2 separate regions of the Homo sapiens genome follow, and region 2 is linked to region 1. Evidence: chromatin contacts called from ENCODE Hi-C or POLR2A ChIA-PET data. All regions are on one chromosome and are shown on one strand. Each heading gives the region's core, a stretch centred on a gene start or an enhancer-like site at or near the end of the contact. The rest is flanking DNA. Distances are from core to core; before and after follow the strand shown. Region 1 holds the start of PRKAR2B (protein kinase cAMP-dependent type II regulatory subunit beta). Region 2 holds the start of PRKAR2B-AS1 (PRKAR2B antisense RNA 1).

Region 1 (2,700 bases), core at 86-2,585:
GGCACAATCCTTACAATTACTCACTGGCTTTTCATTCTAAAGACAACCAACAAGCTTTCAGAACTTCCTACAGTGTTTTTCTCATACACTTTTAAAAAAATAAAGCACCAAATCATTCAATATGTCTTTTATATAAAAAGCAAACCATTAACCCATTTCCTCGTTCCAAAGACCCCCGTGGGTTTCAGACTAAATAGAATCCTTTGTTACGTGTCCAAAAATAACACAACACGGTATTGGTAAATTGGAAAATAATAGATAACTCTTATTTCCAAGAATGTCAGAGCTACTGGCCATAAATTTTGTTCTGCCCCAGTGAGTCCAATTTCATGCTTCTTTTAGCGAATCTACCGTCCTAACAACAGTAAAGCCAATCATATTAAACACGGTTCTCCTTTTCTCTTTCGACATTCCATTAATAAATACAAGGGCTGAAAGAAGACGCCAAGCGGGCCAGTTTCTTTATGCACAATGGTATCCTCTAAGCGAAATACCTCCAACCACAGCGAAAGTTGTCTTTCTAGCAGATGCCCACCCCAACCGGCCCAGGCAGAGGGGGCAAAGGGTAAGAGGGAAGCGTAACATCCCAGCTCTCCCACCTCTAGAGGAAGGGAAGAGGGTATGACAGAGAGCGGAGTAGGAAGGTGGGCGAGTGGGAGAGACAGAAATGGATGCTGAGGGGGTGGGCGAGATGGGAAGGTAGGGAAAGGTGGAGAATGCGGGGAGAGGTGGGTGCGCAAAGCGGCAAGATCCGAGAGCACAGCGGGGAGCGGTGGGGGGCAGCGAGGGGATCCGGGGGCGCGAAGTGGGGGGTCTGGTCCTCACCATTGAACGCCCCTGCGTCCGCGGGCGCCGCCTCCTCCTCCTCCCCGTCCTCGGAGTCGGACTGCATGGGCTCCTCGGCGAAGTTGACCCCCTTGCTGGGGGTGCCGCCCCCGGCAGCGGCGCCCAGGTCCCCCCAGGTCCTGCCCTCATGGCCGAAGCGCGCGGTGCCTTTGCGCTCGTTCTCCTGCTGCAGGCGGGTGAAGTGCTGCAGCGCGAACTCCAGCAGGTCCGCGGGCTGGTGCCTCAGCACCTCCACCGTGAAGCCCTGCAGCAGCTCCGTCAGTCCCGCCGGGATCTCGATGCTCATCCTGCCTCCGGGGCGGCAGGCGCCTGGGCGCCGCCCTCGCCCCCTCCCCGGCACGGCCTAGGGCCCCGCGGCTGCCGAGCGAGCGCCTACGGCGCTGGCGCGCTACCGGCTGCGAGCGCGGCGCACTGGGCCCCGGCGGCCCGGCTGGCCCGGCCCGCGGCTCCCGGCGCGCGTCTGCTCCGTGTGGTGGCGGCGGCTGAGCGAGCGCGGCCCCGGGAGGGCTGGCAGCATCTCCTGCTCCTCCCGCTCCAGCCGCGGCCGCGCCTCTCCCCCGCCCGGGCGCCCCGCCCCCGCCCCGCCGCGGTGCGCGGGAGGGGGCGCAGGAGAGCGCGCCCACGTGACCCCCGGAAACCATGGCAACCTCCGCTGGCTGGCGCCGCGCACCCGCCTGTCAGACCACCGCAGGGCTGCGCGCCCGGGCCGGGAGAGGCGGAGGGAGGCCCAGCGAGGCCGCCTTCGTGTCCACCTGTCCGCGCGTCCAGGAGCGGGCTGGCCACTCGCCCCGCTTCCCAGGCGTCATTCGCCATGGTGAACCCCCGCAGAGGTGGTGCCAGGAGATTTGTCTTGAAACTTCAGCCTCCACCTTAGTAGTGGCATTTTATTTTCCTTCTAGAATCTAGTTGCATGATAAGTGTTGCTAATGTCCTTTGTTTAAAGTCTTATGGTGGTACTGGTTCTCTTTTGGACAAAGAAATGCTACCCCATCTTTGTGACGTCTTTCTTTTTCTTCCCCACATTTTATCCAGCCTTTCCCGATCCATCCTGTTTATTATGTTTCGTCTTACTGATGCTATTCCGTTGTGCACTCCACGCATTTACTATTTATTGAGACAAAGGCACCATTTATTGAGAGGCACCTATCAAAGTTAGTTGATCTCTTTTAAATAGGATAGTGCAGGATGAGGCGCTTATTATTTTGAAACTTTCCTTTATGCTTTGAATGATTTTTGACTTGTATGTCCAAAAATTGAAATACTTCAGTATAAAGAAAAATAGAATTACTAATGTGTGCTTTTAAAGTAGAAGGCTTTGACTTTGAAATGAGGCTTACTTTGCAAATGTTTACAATTTTGAAGTAGAGAAAATTGTCTTTTGTCAATTAAATTCTATTTAAGTACGCATACTTCATTTTCTACAATTATCATATCATTGTAAATAAAATATTTCAAGAGCAAGCTCACTTGGTTATTCTGATTTATCTTCCCACCCACGGAAGAGTAAACACATGACTGGGGAAACTCCAAGTCTAGAAATCAGAGATGTAACGAACTAGTCCCTCTTGTAAAAATGGATCTTGATGTTAACCCTTTGTTAATGATGCATCCTGTATTGACTCCATGAGCCAATGTATTTCTCTATTTTCATTTCTTAACAACTTTATAGTAATAATGTTACGTTGCTTTAAATATACAGTAGTTAAGTGCTTCTAATTGTGTCGAGCATTTTAAGAATTAAACTTTTGGCCGGGCGCAGTGGCTCACTCATGCCTGTAATCCCAACACTTTGAGAGGCCGAGGTGGGCGGATCACCTGAGGTCAGGAGTTCAAGACCAGCCTGGCCAACATGGT
Region 2 (2,700 bases), core at 148-2,647, 35 kb before region 1:
CAGACACTATGCTAAAAGCTTTGCCTGCATTCTCTTCCAGAATAACCACAATCTGGTTTTACAGAAGGTCATTTAAGTAAGTTGCCCAAGGTCACACAGCTAATAAATGATGTACCTAAGATCCTAAACTGTATCTGCCTGCCCTGGGTCCAGCCCAGTGCCCAACACATTGTAGGCCCTCATTGAATATTTGACTGTTAAATTTAAAAACAGCTCCAAATCCAGCCTCTTACTTCTACATCATATTGCCTTCTGTACCTAAGATAAGTATCAGACGGTTACAGCGCTCTCATTAGGAAGCTAACAGAGTTAGCCTTAAGGAAAGTTTAGTTAAACAAGTATTTACAGTGAATAAATTATAATCTAAAAACTATCAATCCAACTATGTCCTCTTTGCTCTGTCACCCTTGGTCATCCACAAGATGTAAGACCCTCCAGACCACCATCTTTTCCCTAATTTCATCTCCCCATGCCTTAAGCTTCCCTAGACTGCAAGTACTTCAAGGGCATAATGTGTTCACTGCTGTGCCTAGTGTAGTCCCTGGCAATGGTAATTGCTTGCAAATATTTCCTCAAATGAATTGCTGCTCTGTGGCTTCCTTCTGTCCATTACTACCCTCCTTCCCAACACATTCCCCACACCCTCACATTCTTTTATAAAACATTACTGACTTTTCTCTGCCTTGGTTGAAACTTGATTCTTCTCCAAGAACACTCCTTCTCTTAGACGGTACCACTTCCTGCACACAGTGGGATCTGAAAGATAGTGAGGGCACGCTGTGGCTCCCCACACTGGCATCTGGACCACTCCATGGTGCTCCCACTGAAACCTCTGTGCTCCTCCGAGAGCCACGGCATACAGATGCCCCTTCCTGACTGGTACCTGGCTCACAGTTTTCATTTCACTCCAATGTGCCACCATCGTAGGCAGTCAATGTCCAAGTTGAAAACCCATTTGAGAGCCCATCCTCAACTTATTTTGGCTTCCTTAATTCCAATAAAATGTCACTCAGCCTGCCCTTTAGCAGGCTCACCCTGTAACTATATTCACACTGGTCCTTACCCCAGCACACACTACTCAGGAATCTCACACCGCTCTACACACATGCCTGGAGAAATCTTCCCATCCTCCTTGCATTCTCATTTCTTTACTTCACATTCTATTTTTTCTTTGACCTCATCCAGAGTGTCCTTGTTTCTCAGTCCATTAATTATGAACCTCACTGTTAAGCATAGGGAAAAAGACATGTGAACAAGCAACTACAACATCAAACGATGTGTAACAGTAACGGTATCGGAAGGAAGGAAGGGAGGGAGGGAGAGAGGAAGGAAGCTGATGGCAGGGAATGTGGTGAGCTATAGCAAGGCCTAGATAAGAGAGCCCATGGCATGCTCTGAATATGAGCAGGCATACATGGAGGCAGAACGCAGGCACGCCACGGGCCTGAAGCAGGGCTGCCACACGCCACCATTCGACAACTCAAGGGCACCATTCATTCATGCAGGCTGTCCTGACAAAATGCCAAGTTAGCAAAATAAGGTATGTTTGTTTTTTTTTTTTTAATAATCGCTTCTTTTAGATAAATGTGCAATCTTCCTTTATAAAAGCTTTTTGTGAGAAGTTTCTTATCTCATGTAGCACACACCACGGTTGTATCACCTAAGCCATGGCAATCTGCAATAAGATAAGTACAGAGAGTAAAACAGTGTTTAGATACAATTATAGCAATTTGATATTGCTGTGGCAAATTTATATTTCTCAAAAGTGCTGGTCTGCAGTGCACTGGGAAAACAAAAACGAAAAACTGATCCTTCACACAGAGCTGGTGAAGTAGTGACCTAAACTCCGCTTGTAATTAAAGAATGGTTGCACTACATCTAAATGTCTATTCTATCTACTCATACCTATTTTATACTATCTTATAGATCTAACTCCCCGACCCCTTTCCCCAACAGTGGCAGTGTTCCTGTAATTAAGGCACACGGGGTTTGGTGGGTTACATAATTCCCATGTTATCTTCCAAGCCCTTCCACATCGACTGGCAAAACCACCAGTGTGAAGAGTCTGAGGACACTATAGGCGCAGAAAGATCCTCCCTTCCCACCATGCCCCAACCTGAACAGCTGCTTTCACTATCTTCCTTTCTCCTTTCCCTGGGGGGCTCTAAGAGAACTCTGGGAAAATGCAATTAAGTTCAAGAGATAATCTAATTTCTCATTAGCCTTGAGGTAGCTTATCAGCATTCCAGGGCCTAACAAAAAAGAACCAGAGACTCAACAATGCCACAGATTCCACTGGGTTCCAATTCCCAAGGTTGCTTAAGTATCAGTAAACAAGCGCTGCTAGAGTGTAGAGCAGGAGGGGCAAGTGGCTGGAAATGAGCCAGGAGCAGTACTTGCTCTGTTCACTTGGATTATTCATAATGAATCACAGGGAAGAACCCATTTTATTATAATACTAGTGTGGGCACTGAGAGATAACAGGTGCATGAAGTGACTTGGAGGCCCCCTAAATGGCTTCCATCCCACCCAAGGAACAAGCCTGGACAAAAGCCCCCAGGCCTGTGCCCTGGCATCTCAGAGAACCTCCTTAGGTCCCAGTCCCACCTTCCATCCTGTCTTCCCACCTCCCTTGCTCAAGACTGACACCTCTCGTTTCATCCTGTTGCCTCAGTCAAATTCTCTTTCTGACCCTTGATT

Evidence for each region. Hi-C counts contacts between places; a loop is a spot of excess contacts on that map. ChIA-PET counts read pairs that join two places held with the same protein, here RNA polymerase II (POLR2A). Pooled maps may share reads with other maps.
Region 2: a map of endothelial cell of umbilical vein shows a loop between it and region 1 (4-fold over the local background). The contact joins the promoter of PRKAR2B-AS1 here to the promoter of PRKAR2B in region 1. A Hi-C loop is called at or near these places in 3 of 168 maps with a recorded cell type or tissue (K562, endothelial cell of umbilical vein and mesothelial cell of epicardium), 1 of 37 single-sample maps with no recorded cell type and 3 of 50 pooled maps. POLR2A ChIA-PET finds 5 or more read pairs at or near these places in 10 of 52 experiments (A673, CD8-positive, alpha-beta T cell, K562 and 7 more).

Annotation. Positions count from the first base shown.
Region 1 is chr7:107,043,340-107,046,039 of GRCh38, reverse strand. It overlaps PRKAR2B (protein kinase cAMP-dependent type II regulatory subunit beta), which reads right to left and starts at 1,335. Exons shown (of 11, transcript NM_002736.3): 1 at 826-1,335. The coding sequence starts at 1,132. RefSeq lists silencers at 942-1,236, 1,023-1,582.
Region 2 is chr7:107,078,306-107,081,005 of GRCh38, reverse strand. PRKAR2B-AS1 (PRKAR2B antisense RNA 1) reads left to right here and starts at 1,397. Exons shown (of 4, transcript XR_007060469.1): 1 at 1,397-1,540. All of the region lies in intron 2 of PRKAR2B (protein kinase cAMP-dependent type II regulatory subunit beta), which reads right to left.